Regions from separate parts of the Homo sapiens genome. Here region 1 is linked to region 2. A link is a loop called in an ENCODE intact Hi-C map of the cell type or tissue named here. Cell type or tissue: heart right ventricle. All regions are shown on one strand.

Region 1 (8,000 bases), 640 kb before region 2:
GGCGGGAGGATCACTTGAGCTCAGGAGTTCGAGACCAGCCTGGGGATCACAGTGAGGCCCCATGTCTAAAATTAAAAAAATCAGGCATGGTGGCGTGTGCCTAGATTCCCAGCTACTTGGGAGACTGAGGTGGGAGGATTGCTTGAGCCCAGCAGGTTGAGGCTGCAGTGAGCTGTGATCATGCCAGTTCACTCCAGCCTGGGCAATAGAGCAACACCTTGTCTCAAAAAAAAAGATGCTGCTGCAAAAAACACATTATTCTACTTTGCAGTAAACTCTCAGATACCCTCACTTAATTACCTACACTGGCCGGATGTTTTTAGGCACTAAAATAAGGGAAATAGAATTTATGATCACTATTTTTCTTGTGAATTGGATGGATTTTATTAATCTTATTGTTGTTTGTTTATATGTTTGATGGGGTGGTAGTGGGGCCTGGACAGTAGTGGCCCCTCTTAACCCCTTCTACCCTCATTACCCCGTGAATGGGACTGGATCACTGCCAGTTAGCTATACTCCTTCACTCCCTCGAGATAAAATTGGACATTGCTGTGCAAATGAAGAGCTCTTCATTTATTTCTTAGTCTTCTGGGTTGCCACCTTTTGTTCATAGTAATGTCTAACTTTCATGTCTCTCAGTGTGGCGCCATGTTGACAAGGGCACGGCAGAAGGGGCTGTGGATGCCATGCTGCTGCACGGACAGGGTAAGCAGAGTCCTCCCGTGTCTCCATTGTGCGGCCAGCTCCCTGTCCCATTCCTTGGCTCCTTGATCTGTACAGGGTCTGGTAGGGAAAGGAGACTGGGGACTCCTGACAGTGAAGGACAGGTACCTGTTTAACATGTATTTGCATCCAGAAATCAGAGGTGAGGCCACTGCTCACAGTGGGACCCTAGGAAGCGACAGAGCAAGTGGGAAATGACTTCACCACGATCTTTTCTTTTCCAGATGTGATCACTGTGTCCAATGGAGGCCGAATCATGCGTTCCTGGGAGACTAACATCGGGGGCCTGAACTGGGAGATAACCCTGGACAGTGGCAGGTAGGGGAGAAACTGGATTTTATCTTGACTGAGTTAAAGGCTTCACCGGAACACAGATCTGCATAGACAGCAACTCTGGGCTTTTGGCTTTTTCCCAGGGACCACTGAAGAGCCAGCCATTGACATTGAGTACCCATTGTGGATATGCTTGCTCAGCCAACATGTATTGAGCGCCTGTTAGATGCAGAGTTTCTAGGTGCAATGTTTGCGCTTGTGCTTGAATGCTGTTCCTAATTTCACTGTGATTCGTGAGTTTTGCAATGTTCCAGATATAAGAACATAATATAAAACTTCCACTGTTTAGTTTTGTTTAAAGAACAGCCTGACCTATTGTTAACATCTTTGCTAAAGTTGTTTATTTTTATTTATTGAGTTTTTTGAGACATAGTTTCACTCTGTCACCCAGGCTAGAGTGCAGTGGTGTGATCTTGGCTCACTGCAACCTTCACCTCCCAGGTTCAAGCAGTTCTCGTGCCTCAGCCTCTCCAGTAGCTGGGATTATAGGCATGTGAACCACGCCTGGCTAATTTTTGTATTATTAGTAGAGACGGGGTTTCACCATGTTGGCCAGGCTGGTCTCGAACTCCTGACCCCGTGATCCTCCCACCTCAGCCTCTCAAAGTGTTGGGATTACAGGCATGAGCCACCGGGCCTGGCCCCTAAAGTTGTTCAAATGATAGGGTCATTTGTATTAGCTTATACATTTTCTGATAGTAATTCATTTGGTAAACACGTGCTGAGCCCCAGGCGATGAGAACACATGGGACTGTGAGACAGTTGCTGTCATTGAGGATTCCGCTGTCCATTGGGAGGCAGGCAGGTAGCACAGTAATGACAGCACTGTCTCATGGATATGTGGCAGAGGGTAGGTCCAGTTGCTGTGAAGTCCCAGGGGAAGGAGGGAACAGCCCTTAGGAGATACAGATGGTTTCAGGGAAGCAAGTAGTGTGGCCAAATGGTTGCAAGTGCAGAATCTCAAGTTGACTAACAAGAGGCAGAGCCAGGGTTAGGATCCAGCTGTGTTTGACCCCAAAGCCTGTTTTCTTACCCACTAAGCAACAGTGGGTACTGTTCTGGACTGTCTCTCCCAGCCTGAGGCTCTGCAGGTGTGGGCTGCTCTCAACCTGTACTTGTGTTCAGTTTCCAGGCACTTGGGCTGGTTGGCCTGCAGGAGTCTGTAAGGTACATCGCAGTCCTGAAGAAGACTACACTTGCCCTCCATCACCTCTCCAGTGGGCACCTCAAGTGGGTGGAACATCTCCCAGAAAGGTAAGGCTGCCTGCTCACAGGCAATAGCTGCCTCGTTCTACTCTCTAGGAGCTCCTCTTTCTCCTCGAGGGACCCGAAGCATTTGCTTTAACCCAGGCCTGTCTCTTGTTGGTGTTCCATGGAGTGTGTTGCACTCAGAATATCTTGAAGGCTGTGAGTATGGGTGAAACTCCGGAGTATGCCTGGAGTTTCCTTTGCACTGAGGAGAACACTCTCAAACTGGGGTGCTAGGGCGAGCCATGCTACGGGAGCCACTCACTCGCTCATGGTTATGGTACTTTGTGCCTTCTGACTTCTAGTTCAAGTTCTAGTTCTAGTTCTAGTTCTGACTGAGCCTTTCGTTCATATTAAGAGTTAGAACAACTCAAGAAGACCCAGGGTAGGCTGAGTGAGGTGTGAAATGGTTTCTCGAGGTCCTGCTGGTAGAAAGCATCGAAATTGGGAAGGAACAAGAGAGAAGGAACAAGATAAAAGGATCTACTTAGACACCCTGTGGCCATTTTCAAAGTTTAGAGCAGGACTCAAAACTTCAAATTCTGGCCTGGCATGGTGTCTCACGCCTGTAATCCCTGCACTTTGGGAGCCTGAGGTGGGTAGATCACTTGAGCTCAGGAGTTCAAGACCAGCCTGGGCAACCCCATCTCTACAAAAAGTACAAAAAATTAGCCAGGCATGGTGGTGCGTGCTTGTGATCCCAGCTACTTGGGAGGCTGAGGTGGGAGGATCACCTGAGCCTCGGGAGGTAGAGGCTGCAGTGAGCCGTGATCGCACCACTGCACTGCAGCCTGGGTGACAGAGTGAGACGCTGTCTAAAAAAAAACACAACAAAGAAAATGCTATGAGGCGGGTTATGAAATATCCATGAGCAACACTGGCTGGATGGGAGCTGCAGTGCTCCTGGCCTGCCTGGAGGGGGCAGCCTTACCCACCTGATTGGTGCTCTGTATTTAGGCCTAGTGTTGCCACATCTTCTAACCGTAGGAAAATTTAGAAATCTGATTGTGAAGTATAATATCTTCTAAATGTTGACAACTAATTCAAATTAAGAACAACAACAACAAAAGCCCCCAAACTGTGTGAGCCAAACAAAACCTATTTGGGAATTACTAGTTTGTGACATCTGGCTGAGGCCTGGCAGCCCCTGAGGATAATCCTGTCCTGGGTTGAAAGCTGACGCTGCGGTTTCTTCTTCCCTCTCTTAGTGACAGCATCCACTACCAGATGGTGTATTCTTACGGCTCTGGGGTGGTGTGGGCCCTCGGAGTTGTTCCCTTCAGCCATGTGAACATTGTCAAGTTTAATGTGGAAGATGGAGAGATTGTTCAGCAGGTACAGGAGGGTGACAGGAGCCTGTGAATAAGGTGGGGTTGGGGGAGACTTGATAGATTTCTTTGTACTGGGGAACAGGGAACTTGGCTGGGCAGATGCAAAAGCTACTTATGCTCCCTCATTCTGGTCACTTGCCAGCTGCCTTCCCATTAGGCCTCTATTTAAAGTACTCATATTTGCATGTGTTATCTTCTGGGGTGGCTAAAAAATTACATAGATCTAGTCTCTGCCTGTAAGTATCTTACAGTGCTGTGAAATCACAGTAGGACACCACATATGGCAAATATAGTAAAGAAGTGCTGATTCTGAAGTGCCAGGTATTTAAAATTATCGGATATATTTTTCCAGTGACCAGAAAGAAAATCCTGATATTTTTTCCAACTTTGAAGGCTCTCAGGAGGTTGGAGGGTGGGGTTTCAGGGGACAGGAAGAACTCCTATACAACCAACCATGAAGAACCTTTGAGCTTAGGACCCCCAGTGGGATGCTGGCAGCAATATTGCTGTTGGGCTGAGAGGGAAATGTAAAAATCTTTCACGAGCTTCCTGTTAACGATGACTTTTCTGTAGGTTAGGGTTTCAACTCCGTGGCTGCAGCACCTGTCTGGAGCCTGTGGTGTGGTGGATGAGGCTGTCCTGGTGTGTCCTGACCCGAGCTCACGTTCCCTCCAAACTTTGGCTCTGGAGACGGAATGGGAGTTGAGACAGATCCCACTGCAGGTGAGAGGCTGCCACTGCTTCTTCTGGCCTGAGGCATTTCCTGCGGGGAGTAGAAAGTTTGGCATGATTCCCCTGGAGGGTCTTTCTCCTAGACTCTTCCTGAGCAGTGGAAGCCATTCAGGCCTCTGGCTGAACTGGTGTAAGAGGAAATCAGTCACTTTCCTCTTTGGGGAACTTGAACTGGAGCATTTGGAGCCACCTGCCATGGCCCAGTTACTTCCCCCGGCAAAGTAGGGCAGAGGTTGTGAGCCTGGGATGGGTCAGGGAGTCGTCAGCTGTTAGCCATAATCCTCCTCCTTCTTGCCTTCCAGTCTCTCGACTTAGAATTTGGAAGTGGATTCCAACCCCGGGTCCTGCCTACCCAGCCCAACCCAGTGGACGCTTCCCGGGCCCAGTTCTTCCTGCACTTGTCCCCAAGCCACTATGCTCTGCTGCAGTACCATTATGGAACGCTGAGTTTGCTTAAAAACTTCCCACAGGTAACTGCAGGCAACATGGTTTGCTAGGATTCAGGAGATCTCTCCAAGACATGGATGCTAGAAGGCAGTGCTTTTGAATCTGGAAACGTTTGCTCTTAGGCCCAAGATTGATGACACCTTCCCGTAAGTGGTTTGAGAGGGGGTAGGTAGCCTTATCATAGAAATGGTGTATTTCCTCCTGAGTATTACAAAGGATCTTTAGAGCAAAACTAGTGCCTTCCTTAGTCCAAAGGAAATATGGGGACATAAATGAGAGCTTCCCCATAGATAGTAAGAACAAGCAGCATGGGATTTAAGATTGACCTGTGCCTGCGTTGGAGGTAGGGAGAGTTCTGTTTTCAGCTGTAGATGCAACTGAGGCCTCCCTCTGCTCTTAAATGCCTGACCATTCTGCTCCAAAGTGGGGAGCACTTTCAACTCTAAGGCCAAGGGCCTTCCCTGGAGAGGTGACCCTCTGTAAGGCAGCTGGCTAGTACTGGTCCCATTTAGGAGCTGATGCCTTGCTTTTCCCCCAGACTGCCCTAGTGAGCTTTGCCACCACTGGGGAGAAGACGGTGGCTGCAGTCATGGCCTGTCGGAATGAAGTGGTGAGTATTGAGAACAACAGTCAGCACTTGGGATTTTCCTTCCTGGTCTCCACTAGGAACCCTGAAAATCAGAAGTCTGGGCACATTGACCTGGTCAGTTTGAACCCAGCGGGCAGGAGGCTGTTGAGAAGTGAGGTCTTGCCTCAACTATAGAGCTTTCTGCACACCCCATTTCTCCCCAGGAACGAGACCCTAATGTGATGACCTTACTTTCATATGGGGCTATTAAGGGTTGAATAGGCTTTGTGGGCAGGGGTGAGAAATGAGCTTTGTCTTCTCTCAAGTGCTAAGAAGACAAAAACAAAAGCTTCATTTCAGTGACTGGGAAGTGACCCTTTGGCTGAATTTTCTCCTGTCCTTCTCTTTCTCATAGCAGAAAAGTAGCAGTTCTGAAGATGGGTCAATGGGGAGCTTTTCGGAGAAGTCTAGTTCAAAGGTATGGTGTGGCACTGGGCAGTATGCCAGACCTAGAGACGCAGGAGGCCACCAAAGAGAGTTGGGGGAAGAGCTTTGGTTAGGAGCAGGTCCTAGAGTTCCCAGCTTCAAATGAGGTTTCCTAAGTACTGTAAATTAAATGATGTTTCTCTTAATCTCATTTTACCGGGAGATTAGGAGGTAGAATCCCTAGAGTCTGTTTCTAGCCACTTTCTCCTCTGGGCCTCAGCGTCCCCATTTCTTTTGGGATCCTGGCTGGCACAGTTGAGTAGTACTCTGTGCAGTTACCCTGTAGCAGAGGCATGAGCCCCTGGCTGGAGGCATAGGTTCCTGCTGTGGCTTCCATCTAAGCGTTTCCCTGCCTCCTGTCTTGCTCAGTCTTACCTTGCTCAGCCCTACCTCTCTCTCAGAAGTCTCTGCTACTCTGTACTGGCTTCCAAGACAAGTATGGTAGTTGTAATTTCATTTATTTACTCAGGCACCTTATTTCTGCCTTAGGATTTAGCTTGCTTTTCTCTTTTATTCTCCTTTGCATATATTTCCCCTTCTGGCCTGGCTCCTTCTCTAGGGTATTTGCCCCCAATCCTTGGACTTCCTTTGGTGGGCTTTGCTTTCGGGGGATACCTGTAGTTGACACGTGCTGTCTGTACTCCTAGGACTCTCTGGCTTGCTTCAATCAGACCTACACCATTAACCTATACCTCGTGGAGACAGGTCGGCGGCTGCTGGACACCACGATAACATTTAGCCTGGAACAGAGCGGCACTCGGCCTGAGCGGGTAAGGCAGAGCCTTTCTTTGCAGACTGTCCTGTGGGCTTCTCAGCACATGGCTTCCTTTCCTCAGGGCCAGGTCTTAGCCATGGGGCTTGGATTAGGCTCTCTAAACATGTGTTCTAGTGCTCTCTGAGCCACTGACTTGTTAGAAGTCACAGTAAAGGCGGGTATTATTTATGCCAGCTCATCATTGTGCACCAGGGACTGTTCTAAGCTTTTAACTTACACATTAATTGATTTAACCCTCCAAACACTCTCATGAAGCGGTTGTTCCTGACCTGGTTTTAAAATGATTCTGTGGCCTGGTGGGATCGAGTACCATAGCCAGAGTCACGGAGCCAGTAAGAGGTGTCACTGCGGTTCAGATTCAGGTCTAACCCCACAGCCTGGACTCCTCATCACTACCCAGTATTGCCTCTGTGTGCATCTGGTTGTGTTCCTCAGCTGCTTGGGCTGTGGCTTCTTCGTTTCTAAAGCGGAAAGTCTAATCCCGGCCTCCTGCTCACTTTGTGGGGTGTGATTAGAGCATGGATGAATGGCGTGGTACCCGTGGAGTACTCAGGTTCTTCCATGGAAAGGTCTGGGAGACCCCAGCATCATTATGTTGGCTCCTAAGAATATGTATCACTTACTGGCATCCAGATAATAGCTACATTGTTTAGACATCAAATAATGCCATGGCCTGTACCTCTGTTAAGTCCAGGCTTTGACTCCTGGGGTCTGGTGCTCTCAGAGGCATTTGGATCCTCACTGACTACACCGGTCTTGACTGTGGCTTATAGCTGTATATCCAGGTGTTCTTGAAGAAGGATGACTCAGTGGGCTACCGGGCTTTGGTGCAGACAGAGGATCATCTGCTACTTTTCCTGCAGCAGTTGGGTAAGTAGACCTCATTCAACCCATTTTTTTATTTCCCCAGGCCTTCCAATGTGTTCCAATCAGACTGTTTTTTGGGAGGCTGCAGGTTTCTGGAAGAGATTCAAGTGGAGTGTGCCCTGAGTGTTTCGTTCATAGCCAAATGTCACCTGCTTTTTTTTTTTTTTTTTTTTTTTTGAGATAGAGTCTTGCTCTCTTGCCCAGGCTGGAGTGCAGTGGCATGATCTCGGCCCACTGCAATCTCCACCTTTCGGATTCAAGCGATTCTCCTGCCTCAGCCTCCTGAGTAGCTGGGATTACAGGCGTGTGCCACCACGACCAGCTAATTTTTGTATTTTCAGTAGAGACAGGGTTTCCCCATGTTGGCCAGGCTGGTCTCGAATTCCTGACCTCAAGTGATCCGCCTGCCTCGGCCTCCCAAAGTGCTGGGATTACAGGTGTGAGCCACCGTGCCTGGCCTGTCACCTGCTTTTTTTTTTTTTTTTGAGAC
Region 2 (8,000 bases):
CATGGCAGTAAACGGAACAGACAGGATCACTGCCCACGGGGGCCCAGTGACCTGGGGGAGGCAGACCACACTCATAGTAACTGTAGCATTGCCAGGTGATGGGAGTCTCAGGGGGTTTGAGATGGTGGTGGGGATTGCAGTGGATCATCCACACGGGGCACCTCGTGTGAGGCTGTGTTTCATTTGCATCAGCATGGATTTTGACTAGCTGGGCACTACACTGGGACCTGGGGGCAGGAGACACATAGATCTGGGGCATGTGTGATACTTGGTCACAAGGCAGAAGTAGCATCTCCCAGTGGCAGGACCAGGGTGCCCTCCCACCCCTTACCCTCCACCCTGACCTTGGAGGAGGAGGGACATGAAGCCTTCACAGAGCCCAAAGCCTGGGTCCCGAGAGCGCTGGGCACAGGGCGTGGAGATGCTTCCACAGCTGTGGTCTCCTGGACCAGGGCTGCAGGGAAAGGAGGAATGGGCTCTCATTTCACAGATGTGGAAACTGAGGCCCAGAGGGGTGATGGAACTGGCTTGAGGTCACATGGTCAGGGCTCAATGGATTCCAAGAGCCGCTGGCTGCCCCAACACAGAGGCCTCCTTGGACAACCCCAGAGAGTTGGGATGTGCATTAGAGATGGCTGGACTTCAACGCTTTGTTGAACAAAATAATTGTATCCCAAGTTTCTGTTCCAATATTTGTTCACTGCAAGGCCCAGGATTCCAGGTGAGGATAGCGCTGGTTGGGAAGAAAGAGACACAGGCTCTAGATTTGGATCATCCCCATCTATCCCAGTCCTAAAGGGTGATGGAAACTGGGGAGTGGGGTGTGTCTCACTGAAGGCACCAGATTTAGCAAATAAAACTGCTCAGTTAAATGTGAATTTCAGATAAACTAGGAATATATTTTTAGTATATGTCTCAATTATTGTCCTGTATTTTTTTCTGGTAACTCTCGTCCTATGAGTGGAGCAGAAAGGATGCCCAGAGCTACAAAACCTTCTCTGGGTCTCAGTTTTTCTTGTCAGTACAAAAGAATCTTTTTATACAATAGAGATTTGGGGCAAGAGGTTTGGGGAGATGATCCAGAGGTTCCTTGTGGGAGGCGGCTGTTGTCTTCCGTTTATCCACCCCAAATTTCTTCCCATCTCAGTTCAGCCATTGGGTAGAGCAGGCATGTGCTGGGGCTGTGGGCTCAGACAGGCTTCCATCCATCTGACTCCTGCCTCGTCTGCTGCTTCTGAGCTGAGTCACCATCAGCAAATCACTTCTGCCCAAGTCTCATTTTTCTCATCGGTATAATGGGCATAGTTTAAAGGCCTAGCCCACAGGGTTGCAGGAAAGCTCAAACACAGTAGCAGGTAAGAGACATGCTTGCTTTTTTTTTTTTTTTTTTGTGAGACTGGGTTTTGTTCTTGTTGCCCAGGTTGGAGTGCAGTGGCGTGATCTCGGCTCACTGCAACCTCTGCCTCCCGGGTTCAAGCAATTCTCATGCCTCAGCCTCCCAAGTAGCTGGGATTACAGGCATGCGCCACCACGCCCGGCTAGTTTTGTATTTTTAGTAGAGTTTGGGTTTCACCATGTTGGCTAGGCTGTTCTTGAACTCCTGACCTCAGGTGATCTGCCCGCCTCAGCCTCCCAAGGTGCTGGGATTACAGGCGTGAGCCACCACGCCCAGCCATGCTTGCATTTTAACCAGTGCTGCTGGCTCTGAAAGGGCCTGCCAAGGTGAGGGGAGAGCTGCGAGCTGCGTCTCCTGGGACCTAGGGCGCCCCAGACTTCCAATCCAGTGCTCACTCAGCGCACCCTACTTGGGATTTCTTCCAAGGGGGAGGTAAGGATTGTTAAAAAATTGAAAGATCCCTTTGGGGACCACTACTCCACTCTTCTGCTTCTCTAGGAAAATATGGCCCAGAGACATCACGTGGGTACCCCAAGACCACACAGTGAGTTTATAGCTGAGCTGGGATCTGAAGCTAGGTTTGCTGAATCCCAGTCCGAGAGGTGTGCCCCTCTGTGATCTCAGGGCTTAAAGTTTAGTTAAAAAATTGTTTCTTTCTGGAGGCTAGAGCTCATTTTTTTTTTTTTTAATTTTGAGGCCAAAGTTCATTCCATCAGAGGTGTTGCAGTGTGGTGGGGAGGAGTCTTGCGGTGAGAAACAGGTAGATGCTGCTGCAGTGGAAACCGAGGAAGTGCGAGAATGTGCGTCCTCCACATGTCTGTCCTCGAAGCCTGTCCTGCTCCAACAAGGGGACCCCAAGAACAGCATTTAGTGGCGGCCTAGCACCTGAAGTCCTCGGATCCACCACCAGGTTTGCTGTGTGACCTTGGGGAAACGTCTTCCCCAGTCTGGGCTGTGGTTGGGAAGAATCCTTCTCCCTTGTTATTGAGGACCAGTGAGGCCATCAGTCTTCTCTGCCAGAGAAAGACGCTGGGGACATGCTCCCCTCAGCACCCAGGATTGGGAAAACTGCAAGAGGCAGAGGGAGTGGTGCCAGCCCACCTGCCTGTGTAGGAATCTTGGCTCCTTCTGTCCAGCTCTGTCTCCCCTGGCCCTTCTCTGTGGCTTCTGGTCTTCACTGCCCTGGTTGTACACGCCGCCCCCACCCCTCTCTCCCTGTCTTTTGTCTCTCTGTTTTTTTTTTTTTTTTTTTTTTACTCTCCCTTCCCTCTCCTTCTCTCCCTCCCTCTTCCCTCTCCCTGGCCACCTCCTTCTCCCCCTTCCCCTCCCCTTCTCTCTTTCCCTTTCACTGTTTATCCCGGATCCTCTTTTCCTGCAGGGACACTCTGGAAAGCCCTGGCTCCAAACCAGTGTGATTCTAATCTTCCCAGCAGACTGTCTAAAATGTAATTTACGAGCAAGGCTCTCCCGGCTTCTCCATCCTGCAGCCTGGGCAGGACTCCCAGCCAGTGAATGGGCTGGGGAGCGGGAGTGGGGCTGGGGCCAGCCTCGCTGGGTCATCTCCCATTCTGCTCTATCTGCCCATCAGCTGGGGGAACGGGCCCAAACCCGGGGAAGCTTTTCACTTGGAACCGACTTCAGTTCCGGGTTCATGGAAGGCAGTTGGCCCCGATGCAGCAACAGATTGCCGTTTGCTGTGGACTCTGCAAAACCTTGCGGCAGGAGAGACCTCTTGGAGGCCATGACATTAGGCCAGGACATTTGCGCATTCATTAACTCATGTTACTGTACACTTTCTATGCATCACACAGTCCTGGGAGCTGAGGTTGTAGTGCCGAGCACAGAGACCAGTTCCTGTTCTTTTGAAGCTAGCAGTTTGGTGGAAGGGACCGACATTAATCCCATAGTTACTTAAGAGAATGCTGGCGGGGCACGGTGGCTCATGTCTGTAATCCCAGCATTTTGGGAGGCCTAGGCAGGAGGATCTCTTGAGGCCAGGAGTTTGAGACCAGCCTGGGCAACCTATTGCGACCCTCATCTCTAAGAAAATTAAAATTAACCAGGCATGGTGGCAAATGCCTGTAGTCCCAGCTACTAGGGAGGCTGAAGTGGGAGGATCGATTTAGCCCAGGAGGTCAAGGCTACAGTGAGCTATGTTTGTGCTCAGCCTGGGCGACACAGTAAGACTCTGTCTCAAAACAACAACATAAAACCAAAGAATGTTAAACAGATTTCCTTTAGTTCTGTGCTGAAGGAGAGGAATAGGATGCTTTATAATATGGGGGTTGACTAGGTCTGTTGGGGGAGGCACAAAGGAAGCCACCCCCACTTTTTTGCATGATAATGAATAATGACACCATTAGTGGCGTGTTTATACAGAGAGGCGGTGACAAATATAATTCCTCCTTTGCTGCCACTTTTGACTTTATGTGTGTTGAATTTAGATACCCCTCCATCAACTGATGTGAGCGGCTCCTGGAGGGTCCTTAAAGGGTCCCAAACTATGAGCGCTGCTCTCGACCTGTACACCAGACACAGGTAAAGGGACTTCTCACTCCCCCCACTTCCAAACTATGAGCGCTGCTCTCGATCTGTATGTACACCAGACACAGGTAAAGGGACTTCTCACTCCCCCCACCTCCAAACTATGAGCGCTGCTCTCGACCTGTACACCAGACACAGGTAAAGGGACTTCTCACTCCCCCCACCTCCAAACTATGAGCGCTGCTCTCGACCTGTACACCAGACACAGGTAAAGGGACTTCTCACTCCCCCCACTTCCAAACTATGAGCGCTGCTCTCGATCTGTACACCAGACACAGGTAAAGGGACTTCTCACTCCCCCCACCTCCACTGTCTGCCCTGCCACTGGGCCCAATTCTGGAAGGGGTGAACAGCTCGGAAGAAGGCCGGGCTCGGCAGCCACGGTGCTCTCTCTGGGCCTCTGTTCTCACTGCAAAGTGGACTAACAGGCCTCCATGGACCAGCTCACAGTATTTGCTGTAAGGGTCACATGAAGCGATTGATGTGAAAAGTATTTATTGTCTTGGAAATTCCTGAATTCACCACCATATTCCTCACTGCCATCCTCATCCATGAAAGCGAGGGGGCTGAGGGAGGTTTTGAGACTTCCCATGAAGCCCCTTCTTTCTGGGATTTCAACACACCCAACTCCGTGGAGCGCGTGGCCGCCTTCTCAGCGGAGCAATGCTGTCACCTAGTGGCCACTCCGCACCCTTCTCCTTGGAATCAGGAGCTGACCCGGAGCACCTGCCCTTGGGAGCTGTCCCCAGGTACCCCTCCACACCTGCAAAGCTACCGGTGGTCAGGGCTTCCGTGTCTGGTCATGAGAGAGCAAATATTGCAGTGGAGAAGAGGGGCTGAGGAGGCAGGGTCCCTGCTCTTATGAAGGGCAGCTTGTCCTTGGGCCCCCTAGCTCCTCCTGCCATTGGACTTGGCTTGGCAGATATTCCATCAGAGCAGGCGAGGGCAGGAGGCCTGGGTTTCCAGACCCTCATCTGCAGGGTGCCTGTCAGTGTTGAAGTCAAGAAGCTCCTTCGTGTGAGCCTCACCCTGTTTCTACCTCGTGTCTTCCTGTAGTTTATTCTCTACCTGGCTTCTAGAGTGATCCCTTTAAAAGCAAGTCAGATGATGTCATGCCGCTGCTCAAACCCTGCAGTTATTCCCACTCAGAGTAAAACCAAAGACAGCAAGACAGGATCGGGGCCTGTGGGTAACCTTCCCTGCCCTTGTTTATCTTTTTAGTTTTTGTTTTCAATATTTATTTATTCACTTATTTATTTTTTATTTTTTGAGATGGAGTCTTGCTCTGTTGCTCAGGCTGGAGCGCAGTGGTGCACTCAGCTCACTGCAATCTCTGCCTCCCGGGTTCAAGCGATTCTCTTGCCTCAGCTTCTCAAGAAGCTGGGATTACAGGCATATGTCACCAGGCCCAGATAATTTTTGTAGTTTTAGTAGAGACAGGGTTTTGCCATGTTGGCTAGACTGGTGCTGGTCTCAAGCTCCTGACCTCAGGTGATCCACCCATCTCGGCCTCCCAAAGTGCTGGGATTATAGGCATGAGCCACTGCACCTGGCCTTGTTTTGTTTTTGAGACAGGGTCTCACTCTATCACCGAGGCTGGAGTGCAGTGGTGCAATCATGGCTCACTGCAGCCTTGACCTGACGGGCTCAAGCAATCCTCCTACCTCAGCCTCCTGAGTAGCTGGGACTACAGGTGTGCCCCTCCATGCCCAGCTAATTGGCATTTATTTTTTTGTTCTTTTTTTCTTTTTCTTTCTTTCTTTTCTTTTTTTTTTTTTCTTTTTTTTTTTGAGACAGAGTCTCGCCCTATCACCCAGGCTGGAGTGCAATGGCGCGATCTCAGCTCATTGCAACCTCCGCCTCCAGGTTCAAGTGATTCTCCTGTCTCAGCCTCCTGAGTAGTTGGGATTACAGGCACGTGCCATCATGCCCGGCTAATTTTTTGTATCTTCAGTAGAGGCAGGGTTTCACCATGTTGTGCAGGCTGGTCTGGAACTCTGGGACTCAAGCAATCCTCCCACCTCGGCCTCCCAAAGTGCTGGGATTACAGGCTTGAGCCACTGTGCCCAGCTCTGTTTATCTTTCAGACTGCACCTGCCCCTCATCAGCTCCTCTCCAGCCTCCTTGTCATGCCTTAAACTCTCACTGCTGCTCCCTCTGCTTGGAATGACCTTCCCCTGGGTAGCTGCACAGGTGGGCCCTCGTGTCATTTATCACTCTGCTTAAATAGCCCTTACTCAGAAAAGTCTGCCTTAACTAAATTAGCAGCCTCCATCACTTTTCTTCCCCTTTGCCTACTTTGCTTTCTTCACAGGACTCACAATATATGGTTGTTTCTTGGTATCTGCGGTGATACTAAAATCTGCGGATGCTCAAGTCCCTTCTATAAAATGCTGTAGTATTTGTGTATAAACTTCACATATCCTCTCATATACTTTATTTTTATTTTTAATTTTTTTTGGGACAGGGTCTCACTCCATCACCCAGGCTGGAGTGCAGTGGCGTGATCTCGGTTCACCGCAACCTCTGCCTCCCGGGTTCAAGCAGTTCTGATGCCTCAGCCTCCTGAATAGCTGGGATCACAGGCATGAGCCACCATGGCTGGCTAATTTCTATATATATTTTTAAAAGTAGAGACAGGGAGGTTAAGAGGAGGGTTTAGATAATAAAATGTGTGGTATAGAGTTCTGGAAAATGCATAGTGTATAGTGCTCCTAGAAAGATTTGTAGTAGTTAGGGCATTTATTATAATAATGTTCATGTACTCTGCTACAAAAAAGAGAGCGTATGGGCCTGCAGCATATTCAATATTAAACTCTGAGACTAATTCTCATTCTCCTTCTGTCAGGTCAACAGATTTCACCATGTTGGTCAGGATGGTCTTGAACTCCTGACCTCAAGTAATCTGCACACCTCGGCCTTCCAAAGCGCTGAAATTACAGGCATGAGCCTCTGTGCCTGGCCTATCCTCTCATGTACTTTAAATCATCTCTAGGTTACTTATACCTGATACAGTGTAAATGCTGTATAAGTTGTTGTTATACTGTATTTTAAAATGTGTATTTTCTTTAGTTGTTCTATTTATTATTTGCATTATTTATTGTTGTTGTTTTTTTTTTTTTTTTGAGACGGAGTCTCGCTCTATCACCCAGGCTGGAGTGCTGTGGTGCGATCTTGGCTCACTGCAAGCTCCACCTCCCAGGTTCACACCATTCTCCTGCCTCAGCCTCCCGAGTAGCTGGGACTACAGGCACCCGCCACCATGCCTGGCTAATTTTTTTGTATTTTTAGTAGAGATGGGGTTTCACCACGTTAGCCAGGATGGTCTCGATCTCCTAACCTCATGATACGCCCGCCTTGGCCTCCCAATGTTGTATTATTTTTAATTATTTTTCACACTTTTGAGATCCCTGATGGGTTGAATCTGTGGATGAGGACATGTGGATACAGAAGGCTGACTGTACAGTGAACTCATATGGTTATGTGGGACAATGGCAAGAGAGACAGCCTCTGATTCCAGAGGTTTCCTGGTTCTCCATTCTGTGAGGAGACTGATGGCTGCTTGTCAAAGGCAGGAGCTGTGGCCTCTGTTTGTGGCACCTGAAGTGCCGCATGCAGGCTAGGGCAGCTGTAGGGTCGCTCCACAGAACGCTGATGTGAACGTGTCAGCATGAAAAAGCAGTTTTCATCTTCTCCGCCTGGATATTGTGACTAAAGACCCCACAAACTCCATCTTCAGCCAAACTCGAATGCAGAAAGAGCAGACTGGAACATAAGGCATAATGGCTGTCAAATGCAGCCACCCTTGGCACACAAGCCACATGGGGTGAAGGGTGGCAGAAGCAATGTGGGAGGGTATAAAGGGCAAGATTGCTCCACCACCGGAGAGTCCAGAAAGATGAGCAAAATCGCACTTGTGTCAGTGAGAAGCTCATCCAGAAGAGACAGCATCTCTATCTCTTAAACACCAAACAGCAGAAGGCATTGCCTACAATAGGCCAGGAAAACCTAGCTCCTTCCCTTGTTTGTAATAATAAGGCAATAGTAAGATATTGGAAGA

The links. Peaks named below come from ENCODE experiments on the same cell type or tissue, not always from the same donor. Only the 100,000 strongest peaks of a DNase experiment are listed, where the experiment ranks them.
Region 1: a loop joins it to region 2, with 31 times the contacts of the local background. A loop is called at or near these places in 2 of 110 quality-filtered maps.

Annotation. Positions count from the first base shown.
Region 1 is chr1:19,236,655-19,244,654 of GRCh38, reverse strand. EMC1 (ER membrane protein complex subunit 1) reads left to right here. Exons shown (of 23, transcript NM_015047.3): 3 at 640-705; 4 at 948-1,041; 5 at 2,182-2,310; 6 at 3,513-3,639; 7 at 4,209-4,358; 8 at 4,670-4,837; 9 at 5,353-5,424; 10 at 5,798-5,860; 11 at 6,516-6,638; 12 at 7,417-7,513. It overlaps EMC1-AS1 (EMC1 antisense RNA 1), which reads right to left. Exons shown (of 2, transcript NR_135114.1): 2 at 3,951-4,398. Among named protein-coding and RNA genes, the nearest start is that of EMC1, 11 kb to the left of the region's middle. In heart right ventricle, a CTCF peak has its summit at 3,220 (motif pointing right); a DNase peak (open chromatin) is centred at 3,204.
Region 2 is chr1:18,594,203-18,602,202 of GRCh38, reverse strand. No RefSeq gene overlaps it. Among named protein-coding and RNA genes, the nearest start is that of PAX7, 33 kb to the left of the region's middle. RefSeq lists an enhancer at 2,451-2,980. In heart right ventricle, CTCF peaks have their summits at 4,408 and 4,631 (motif pointing left); DNase peaks (open chromatin) are centred at 3,027 and 4,602; H3K27me3 peaks cover 5,704 bases.